3 separate regions of the Homo sapiens genome follow, and regions 2 and 3 are each linked to region 1. The links are chromatin contacts, found by Hi-C or POLR2A ChIA-PET in ENCODE. All regions are on one chromosome and are shown on one strand. Each heading gives the region's core, a stretch centred on a gene start or an enhancer-like site at or near the end of the contact. The rest is flanking DNA. Distances are from core to core; before and after follow the strand shown. Region 1 overlaps ATXN1 (ataxin 1). Region 2 overlaps ATXN1 (ataxin 1). Region 3 overlaps ATXN1 (ataxin 1).

Region 1 (3,163 bases), core at 473-2,972:
TGAAATAGACTGCAAACAGGAAAATACAGGCAAGACTATTTTGCAATGCACTTTGGAAAAAAAATAAGAATGAATTGTTTACAAATGCTACCAGTACATAGTTGAACAGAATGAACTGGTAATAGTTATTTTACGAAGCAAACTCATAATTCTGCCCTATGTTGCTTTTCTCTTGCATATTGGCCAAATTTAAATAATGCATATTAGAGTTTTATATATTAAGTCCTACTGAAATATAAAGTACTATCATTATTGCATTTTGAGATTTCTATTCTCAATTCACATTTATCACTGATAAAAGATAAAACCCCAAAGCAAATCATTTTTCTGATTGAGGCTTTTCCTCAGAGATACTAGAGTTGTAGGGGAAGTATAAAAATACTAAATTCATAACATTCTTTTTTTTTTTTCTTTGAGACAAGTTCTCACTCTGTTTCCCAGGTTGGAGTGCAGTGGTGTGATGACAGCTCACTTCAGCCTCAACCTCTCGGGCTCAGGTGGTCCTCTCACCTCAGCCTCCTGGGTAGCTGGGACTACAGGCACACGCCACCATGCCTGGCTAATTTTTTAATTTTTTTTTTTTTTTGAAACATAGTTTCACTCCTGTTGCCCAGGCTGGAGTGCAATGGCGCAATCTCCACTCACCATAACCTCCGCCTTCCAGGTTCAAGCAATTATCCTGCCTCAGCCTCCTGAGTAGCTGGGATTACAGGCATGCACCACCACGTCCAGCTAATTTTGTATTTTTAGTAGAGATGGGGTTTCTCCATGTTGGCCAGGATGGTCTCGACCAGCATGTGGTCTCCCAAAGTGCTGTGATTACAGGCGTGAGCCACTGCGCCCAACTATTTTTTTAATTTTTTAGTAGAGACAGGGTCTTGCTATGTCGCCCAGGCTGGACTCAAACTACTGGTCTCCAGCAATCTTCCCACCTAGGCCTCCCAAAGAACTGGGACTACAGGTGTGAGCCACAGTGCCCAGCTGTAACCTATTCATTTACCATGAGACTATTAAACTCCTTTTAAATTGAATTATAATTCTATTCCATGGCCACAGCTATTGACCAGTTTACCCTAAGTATATGGTTCTTTGCAACATAATTAAAATGAGAAGGTAGAATAGACAAAACCAAAAAAGTCTTAATTTGATCATTTTTATTTAAATTTACTATTAATTTCATTACCATGATGCTTATGTTTGCGTCATAACATCTGATGGAATCTTAGTAATATAAGGCAAAATTCTTTGTTCATTATGCTGGTCCTTCAATCAGGGATGTCCTCATTCATTCAAGCATTGCTCTTCCTTTAAGATTCAGCTCGATGTCACTTCCTTTGTGACATGCTCCCATACATATTGTATTTTCCCTGCCGTGTAATGATCTGTCTCCCTTTCTAGACTATGAGCTCCTTAGGGGCCCCAGCGAGGTCTCTGTATTTTTCATAACAAACTGCACAATTCTTTGCACAGAATATACTCTCAGTAAACACTGGTTTGATGTGTGGGTGAATACACACACTTTGATACTCTTATGACTATGGTGAAAAGGCCACTAATTGTGATTTCAACTTAAAGGTTAAAGCCAAAAAAAATCCATTTTTTAGTGAAATGAAACTCTTAGCGTTTTCACTTCCAGATGCATCAGCATTACATAAAAGATGTTGAAACTATTTTAAAAAATAGTCATGCTGCGCATTTTCCTGTCTGAGAATTAGACTGAAAATACCAAATTCCCCAGGGGCCCCTGGGTGTTCTAAAGACAAATGTTCAGTTAGCTATTGATTCCATGCACTCATTTAATGGAAATCCGGAGTAAGACTCAACCTCCCCACCACCAGCCTGTCACTCATTATTCTGCTCAGCTGTTTCAGAATAAGCGACGACTCCCGGGAGAGCTCTGCCCCCCTCCCAGTACTGGCCAGCACTTCAGTGATGATGAATCCGAGCAGCAGAGAATTTCAGTACTCAAAGCAGCAGAACATCAGTCCCAACTTACATTTTCCACTTCCATTGTCATTCTTATTCCTATATGGGCTTATTTCTCACATATCCACCTTTGATTTTTCAAGATCGAACCTTTGAAAAGGTGAGGGCCTGGCTGCCTAACATATTACATCATCACGCATATGCCGGACTCCTGCCTCACTCAGAAGACCACGTGTTGCTCAGAAAAGAAAGGTGGGCACCAAAAGAACAGGTTTCTCATAATATCCTACCCAGGCCCACAGTTAGACGTATTAGTCACTGTTGGGACAATGAATATGGGTTTTCCAAGAGGTGATCAAGCCTTTACTTGATGGATTTTCTTTTCTCCACGCCCCAAGATTTTCTAGGCTTTTGGTAGGAAGCACTATACAGAAAGCACCCACGTCTCCTAGCTGATTCTGTGTCTGGAGTTGGTTCCTTCTGGTGGGTTCGTGGTCTCGCTGACTTCAAGAATGGAGCCGCTAACCTTTGCGGTGACTGTTACAGCTCTTAAAGATGGCACAGACCCAAAAGACTGAACAGCAGCAAGATTTATCATAAAGAGTGAAAGAACAAAGCTTCCACAGCTGGAAAAGAATCTGAGCAGGTTGCACTGGTGGCTGGTGCGGGTGGGGGTGGGGGGTTGGGGGGGGCAGCTTTTATTCCATTATTTTTCCCGTCCATGTCCTGTTTCTGTCCTATCAGAACGCCCTTTTCTCAATCCTCCCCATGATTGGTTACTTTTAGAACCCTGCTGATTGGTCCATTTTACAAAGTACTGATTGGTGCATTTTACAAATCTCTTGCTAGCTACAGAGCACTGACTGGTGCATTTTTACAGAGCACTGATTGGTGCATTTTACAAACCTCTTGCTAGCTACAGAGCACTGACTGCTGCATTTTATAATACCCTTGGAAGACAGAAAAGTTCTCCAAGTCCCCACTCGACCCAGGAAGTCCAGCTGGCTTCACCTCTCAATTCCACTCAGTAGTTACTGTCAGCCTCCCCCTAAAACCTCCACCACTCAAGGAGCGACACTGTCAGAAGCAGACCTTCTAATTACTCCTGTGTGATCTCAAGCCCCCTCCCTGGGGACTATGGAAAGAGAATGTTAGGAAATAGAGATGGAAAAAACAAGCCATAATTCTGACATGCTATCACTTTAAAAATATTTCTATCATGCAATGTTTGTAACCC
Region 2 (3,163 bases), core at 399-2,898, 63 kb after region 1:
GCCACCAGCAAGGGCATTCAGGAGGTGCACCAGAAGCAGCAACGCCCTGCAAATCTCTCCTGGATCATCCAAGACCAGGCATGCCCTTGCTGGAACAAGAGGCGGACGGAAGGAGAGGGCCAAGTGTCACCACTGCAGTCTGCTAACATTGGATTCAAATCCTGAATCCACCACTGTGCACTGTAGGTGCTTTGATGTGCGTCCACTAGAGCTAAACTTGATCCTTTTCAGCAGCGGGACCGCTCTTCTGCCACCAAAACTGACAACCTGCGAGGCCTAACAGCTGAAAGAAATACCACTCAGAATAAACTGCCAAGGGTAGCAGGTGTGGCTTTGGGAGCCAAGGATAAAGCTTCTAGTTTAGCACAGTCCGGTTCCTATCCTCAGATCTTTCTCCTAGCCTGCTGCTCCAGCCCAGCTCCTCATAGCTGATGTCCCCACTATCCCAATCTTAGTCAGGGGCTCCTGTCATTACCACCAACAGAGTTAGTGATTACAAAAGATAAAGAGACAAAAAAAGATTTCCAAAAGAGCCTCTGCCCTAGGGGAACACTTTACGTATTTGGAAGAAAGTGGGTTTCTAAAGGTTCAGAGAATATGCTGACCTCACATCCTGAAAAAGCTTGGCAACTGAAGAGGGAATGCAACCCTCATGGCTTGATGTTGCTTAGGTCAACAAGCAAATATTTCCTGGACACCTACCATAGGCTCAGACCTGGACCCTTTGCTGTGGGAGAGGAGGCAAAGAGGAGGATGCACAATTATTTTCAGATAGTTATTCTCAAACCTCAGTGTGCAAAAGTTAACTAAGGTGAGTTTCCTGGGTTCTACATCCCCAGAACTTCTGATTCATAAGCCTGGTGTTGCTGAATCTGCAACTTTAATAAACATATCCAAGAGATTCGGAAGCAGGAGGTACTGGGATTAGACCACCCTTGGGAAACACTGGTCTGTGATTTGATTCCTGCCTTGAAGCCATGTGCAACCCATGTGCAATTGTGCTGATGGCAAACACTCACAGAGTAATGCACAGCAGTACATTCTGTAAGAAGCAGGCCCTAAATGTGATAGAAGTTCATAAAGAGAGACTGCTCAGGGCCGGGCGCAGTGGCTTACACCTGTAATCTCAGCACTTTGGAAGGCCAAGGCAGATGGATCATGAGATCAAGAGATCAAGACCATCCTGGCCAACATGGTGAAACCCCATTTCTACTAAAAATAGAAAAATTAGCTGGGCACGGTGGCGCATGCCTGTAATCCCAGCTACTCAGGAGGCTGAGGCAAGAGAATTGCTTGAACCTGGGAGGCGAAGGTTGCAGTGAGCCAAGATTGCCACTGCACTCCAGCCTAGCAACAGACCCAAGACTCTGCCTTAAAAAAAAAAAAAAAAAAAAAAAAAGAGAGAGAGAGAGAGACCAGTCAGTGAAGTCCTGAGGATTCAGGGAAGACTTTGTAAGTGACAGCCAGGATTTGTGGTGAGGCAGAACTTTGATAGAGATAGTCCCCAAGCAACTGTCTTAATCAAACCTCCCGATTCAGCATGACAAAGTGGCCATGGCATACAGCATAAATGGAGAGGAAGATACAGGATAGAAAACCACCAGCAAACAGGTAAAGAGGGTTCCTATGTTGATTACAGGAAGGATACTGTCACCAGGAGAATCACAAAACTAGCACTTCCAGATAACACTGTGTTTGCATTTGCTTTCTACCACATTCATGTGGTTTCCTGCACTTCATAATTTAATATTTGTAAGAGAAAAAAAAATGCTGTTATGAAACCCCAATAATGCATCACTTGAAGGCAGAAAGCCAGCTGCTAACAAGAGTGACATCTGAGCATCATTTCTGAAGCTCTGCTTCAGAAAGGGGATGTTTAGTAAGAAAGAACAATAATAAATGCTATTCAACGTAAAACAAAGTGTGGGGATCCACAGGGTTAACAGGCTGGCCGGTAACCAGTAACACAATGACGGCAAGCACAGAGAAGGAAAAAGTCAGATCCCCTAAAGAAAAACAAAGGACAGTATTTCAAAAGAAGCCTATCTCACTTATTTGGATATAATATTCAGGCCAGGCACAGTGGTGCATGCCTGTAATCCCAGCACTTTGAGAGGCCAAGGCAGGATGATTGCTGGAGCCCAGGAGTTCCAGACCAGTCTGGACAACATAGCGAGACCTCGTATCTACAAAAAAATGGAAAAATTAGCCAGGCATGGTGGCGCGTGCCTGTAGTCTCGGCTACTGGTCTGTGATGATGATTCCTGCCCTGAAGCTGTGTGTACCCCTGATGGCGTGATGACAAACACTAACAGAACAACACATAGCAGTGCATTTTATATGATGCAGGCCCTAAATGTGACAGAAGTTCATAAAGAGAGACCAGTCAGCGAAGTCCTAAAAATTCAGTGAAGACTTTATGAATGACAGCCAGGATAGTCCCAGTCTCATATGGTCCCAGCACAAGCTACGATTGCACCACTGCAGTCCAGCCTGGGCAACAAAGAGAAAGAAACCCCGTCTCAAATAAATAAATAAATAAATAAATTAAAATTAAATACATAAAAATGAATATAATATTCATAAAGCACTGTGCCACATTTTTTTTTAATGTTGCAAGGGAATAAATTATTTACTGCGGGCCGGGTGCAGTGGTTCACATCTGTAATCCCAGCACTTTGGGAGGCTGAGGCAGGCGGATCACCTGAGGTGAGGAGATCGAGACCATCCTGGCTAACATGGTGAAACCCCAGCTCTACTAAAAATACAAAAATTAGCTGGGCATGGTGGCACGCATCTGTAGTCCCAGCTACTCGGGAGGTTGAGGCAGGAGAATCGCTTGAACCTGGGAGGTGGAGGTTGCAGTGAACTGAGACTGTGCCACTGCACTCCAGCCTGGTGACAGAGCAAGACTCCATCTCAAAAAAAAAAAAAACAAAAAAATTATTTACTGCAGATGCTGACAGTCCTGTTTGACCAAAGGGCTGGCTGTCAAATGGGCAAATGGGGCCAGGAGGGACCCCCCGAGGACCTGGCTCCTTTCCTCCACACTGGTTGATACAATGAGCCCCTCTGCAAATGACCACCAAGCCTACACAGAAATTCTGTTGGGCAAGAACTGAAGTGGATAATTATTTAATTCATTGCACTAGAGGGAACTGAA
Region 3 (3,163 bases), core at 362-2,861, 50 kb before region 1:
AATCCAACCTCAAAAAAAGGAGAAAAGGAGAGGAAAGAGGATCCATGCCACAGAAACAGAGTACTGTTCGGAACTCTTTTCTTGACATGATGTTTCCCTTGCCTTTCCGCTCGAACACGGGATGCATCTTCTGGGGAAGAGAAAACTGGAAGTGCAATGACAGGGGACTGCAATGCTGAGAATCAAGAAACAGAATTTCACAGTGCATTGGTGAAATCACCAATAATAAACATTATAGAGTGCTTACTCTGTGTCAGTCTCTTAATTATTATTATAATTATTTTTGGAGACGGAATCTTGTTCTGTCACCAGGCTGGAGTGCAGTAGCATGATCTCGGCTCAATGCAACCTCCGCCTCCTGGGTTCAAGTGATTCCCCTGCCTCAGCCTCCCAAGTAGCTGGGACTACAGGCGCGTGCCACCACGCCTGGCTAATTTTTTATATTTTTAGTAGAGACGGGTTTCACCATGTTGGCCAGGATGGTCTCGAACTCCTGACCTCAGGTGATCCACCCACCTCAGCCTCCCAGAGTGCTGGGATTACAGGCATGAGCCACTGCGCCCGGAACTGATTCAGCTCTCCCAACAGCCCAGTGAGATGAGTTCTATTATTATTCCCATTGTACAGATTGGAGTACTGAGGCACAAGAGGGTAGGTAAAGTGCCTGAAGTCACACTGATAAATGGCTGCAGTTGGGATTCAAAGCCAAGGAGTTAGGCTCTAGAGTCACTATATTAAACTGCCTGGTTAAGAACAGCAATATTACATAATGTTAGGTTTGTGTTGTGTTTTACAGTTTACAAAATATTTGCACATGCTTTTTCCCTCTGCTTGGAATGGCTGTCTCATGTATTTACTTATGAGTTCCTCTCCCAACAGAGCCTTCTACTGAAAGGTGTTCAATACCGTGTTCATAGAGTGAAGGTATGAATAACTGACTCTAATTAATCCTTAAATTGCTGTGGGAGACAGGCTGAGAATATATGACTAAACTTGTTTTGAAATAAGGAAAATGAGGTTTGGGAAAATCAAATGACTTGTCTAAGGTCATATTGCTTTGAATATGAGCTCATCGTAACTAAACCAGTGGTTTAAAAAAAATTTTTTTTAACCACAGGACCTTTCTAAGAAAACTATTTTACATAGCCTCAGAATATCACAGAGCTGAAGGAGAAGCTGCCCCGCTGCCCCGGTCAATAGAGGCTGAGGGCAGCCCACAGCCTCAAAGTTTATGGGGAGCCTCTGGGGCTTTGCAGAATGCAGGCTGGGGACTCACTACTGCACCACGCAACACTACTAGGACACCTGACCCAGCCCTGAAACTTTGAGAGAGGGTGACCAACCACACCTTCAAGTCTCACCCATTTACGACTCTGACCCATGGGGGAAGGCAGAGGATTAAGATTCTTTCTCCTTCCACCCCAGCAGAGGGACCTGTTCTTAGCTTCCCAGCTTGAGCGTCTCTTTCTGTTTCTTTCTTTGGAGCTCTTCTGTATTTGTTCCTTTTTCAGTCCCGAGGGCTGATCACTGGAAACAGGGCAACCTCTGGTGACCTGGTTTTTCATCACCAGCCAGGGCAGAAGAAGTCAAAGTGTGCTCAAGGGCTTTGCACGCTGCTCCCTAGAACTGGACGCCTTTGAGAAATCTGGGATTCTTCCAGGCGGCAGACTTCATTCCACAGTGGTGGAAAAGCTGGCCAGGGAGAGAGAGCAATTTTGCAAGGCACAGTGCCGCACTTGGACCTGTATCCTGACACCGCCAAATCAGAGGAGGCAGAAAGCCCTGAGTGTTACAGAACGTCTGAGCTAGAGGAGGCCTCTAAGAGCTTTCAGTCCAGTCTCCTCATTTAATGAACACGGAAATTGTATCCTGCTAACGTAAAGTGACTTGGTCAAAGCTACGCAGTGGCACAACTAAAACTCAGGATTTCTGACATCTTGCCCCTGAGCACCCAAAACTCAAAGGACAGAAAGTACAATGTGAACTACAGAAGTAACCAAAGGACTTTCTGGTGATGTCAAATGATGCAAGACAGCAAAATGCTCAAGTTGGGAATAAATTGATAGGTGTATCTATTAAAACCATCTCTTAAGGCCTTCTGGGGGAAAACGCCACCACCAAGAATTACTTGAAGGCTTGTCAAGTGCTTTAAGGCGCTATAAGGCAAGATGCAACACTGAGAGACATTAAAAAAAGATAACCTTTTCCCCACTGCCTGAGTTGCTCTTGAGTGCCTAGTGGGTGAACAGAGGAGGGAGAAGCGCCCAGGCTTCCAATGGGTTCTCTGCACAGCCACACGGTCATTAGCATCCACAATCTGCATTCACTCCAGATGAGATTTCATCACCGCATCCTATTTATTCATTCCTTAATATAAATCTAAATTGCGCTCTTCAAATAGCAGAGAGCACTATGCTTCAGTAAGGGGAAAGAGAAACGATCACATTAAGAGACGTGCTGCTGCATTTTCATCTTCTCCCTCCTATGTTACTTTGGTCTTGACAGCCTTAATTCACACAGTGCTCCCGGAGCCCTTCCCTGGCTCGTCCCAAGGATCAGCAAACACACGGCTATCTTAGTTTTTCACACTGGGGCTCTCTCTAGAGGGAAAGTATGTAGCTTTCCACATTCCCAACTACTTGGGAGCCCAAGGTGTTTGCAGCAGCCAAATACAACTAACGAGTAGGAAAAAGACACTAAGAAATGCCACAATTGTGTCTGACACATTCAAAAGACAGTTGTCCTCCCATCCATGGAGGATCTGTTCCAAGACCCCAGTGGACGCCTAAAACCATGAATAGTACCTTTATGTATATCTACTATGTTTTTTCCTATACATATACACCCATGATAGAGTTTAATTTATAAATAAGTCACAGTAAGAGATTAACAACAAAAACTAATAATAAAATAGAACAATCATAACATTATACTGTACTAAAAGTTATGTGAATGTGGTGTCTCTCTCTCTCTCTCAAAATATCTTATTGCATGGCACTCACCTGTTTTTGTACCACGCTTGACTGTGGGTAATTGAAACAGCAGAAAATGACACCGAAGATGGGGGGTGGGGGGAACTACTGTATCAACCTGGATAAGTTCACAGGGAACGGAACACATTCTTTCCAGAAGGTGATGCATAAAATCACAGCATGTCCACAAA

The links. Hi-C counts contacts between places; a loop is a spot of excess contacts on that map. ChIA-PET counts read pairs that join two places held with the same protein, here RNA polymerase II (POLR2A). Pooled maps may share reads with other maps.
Region 2: a pooled map shows a loop between it and region 1 (5-fold over the local background). The contact joins two enhancer-like sites. A Hi-C loop is called at or near these places in 2 of 168 maps with a recorded cell type or tissue (CD14-positive monocyte and endothelial cell of hepatic sinusoid), 17 of 37 single-sample maps with no recorded cell type and 15 of 50 pooled maps. POLR2A ChIA-PET finds 5 or more read pairs at or near these places in 9 of 52 experiments (CD4-positive, alpha-beta memory T cell, GM12878, Panc1 and 5 more).
Region 3: a pooled map shows a loop between it and region 1 (2.9-fold over the local background). The contact joins two enhancer-like sites. A Hi-C loop is called at or near these places in 2 of 168 maps with a recorded cell type or tissue (HepG2 and psoas muscle), 2 of 37 single-sample maps with no recorded cell type and 13 of 50 pooled maps. POLR2A ChIA-PET finds 5 or more read pairs at or near these places in 6 of 52 experiments (HepG2, PC-9, WTC11 and 3 more).

The regions. Positions count from the first base shown.
Region 1 is chr6:16,590,274-16,593,436 of GRCh38, forward strand. The region is part of intron 3 of ATXN1 (ataxin 1); the gene reads right to left. Among named protein-coding and RNA genes, the nearest start is that of ATXN1-AS1, 170 kb to the right of the region's middle. Within about 2 kb of position 1,723, at least 4 of the 41 ENCODE cell types and tissues checked have a DNase peak (open chromatin) inside an H3K27ac peak, as active enhancers do.
Region 2 is chr6:16,653,168-16,656,330 of GRCh38, forward strand. All of the region lies in intron 3 of ATXN1 (ataxin 1), which reads right to left. Among named protein-coding and RNA genes, the nearest start is that of ATXN1-AS1, 110 kb to the right of the region's middle. RefSeq lists an enhancer at 1,830-1,919. Within about 2 kb of position 1,649, at least 2 of the 41 ENCODE cell types and tissues checked have a DNase peak (open chromatin) inside an H3K27ac peak, as active enhancers do.
Region 3 is chr6:16,539,945-16,543,107 of GRCh38, forward strand. All of the region lies in intron 4 of ATXN1 (ataxin 1), which reads right to left. Among named protein-coding and RNA genes, the nearest start is that of ATXN1-AS1, 220 kb to the right of the region's middle. Within about 2 kb of position 1,612, at least 8 of the 41 ENCODE cell types and tissues checked have a DNase peak (open chromatin) inside an H3K27ac peak, as active enhancers do.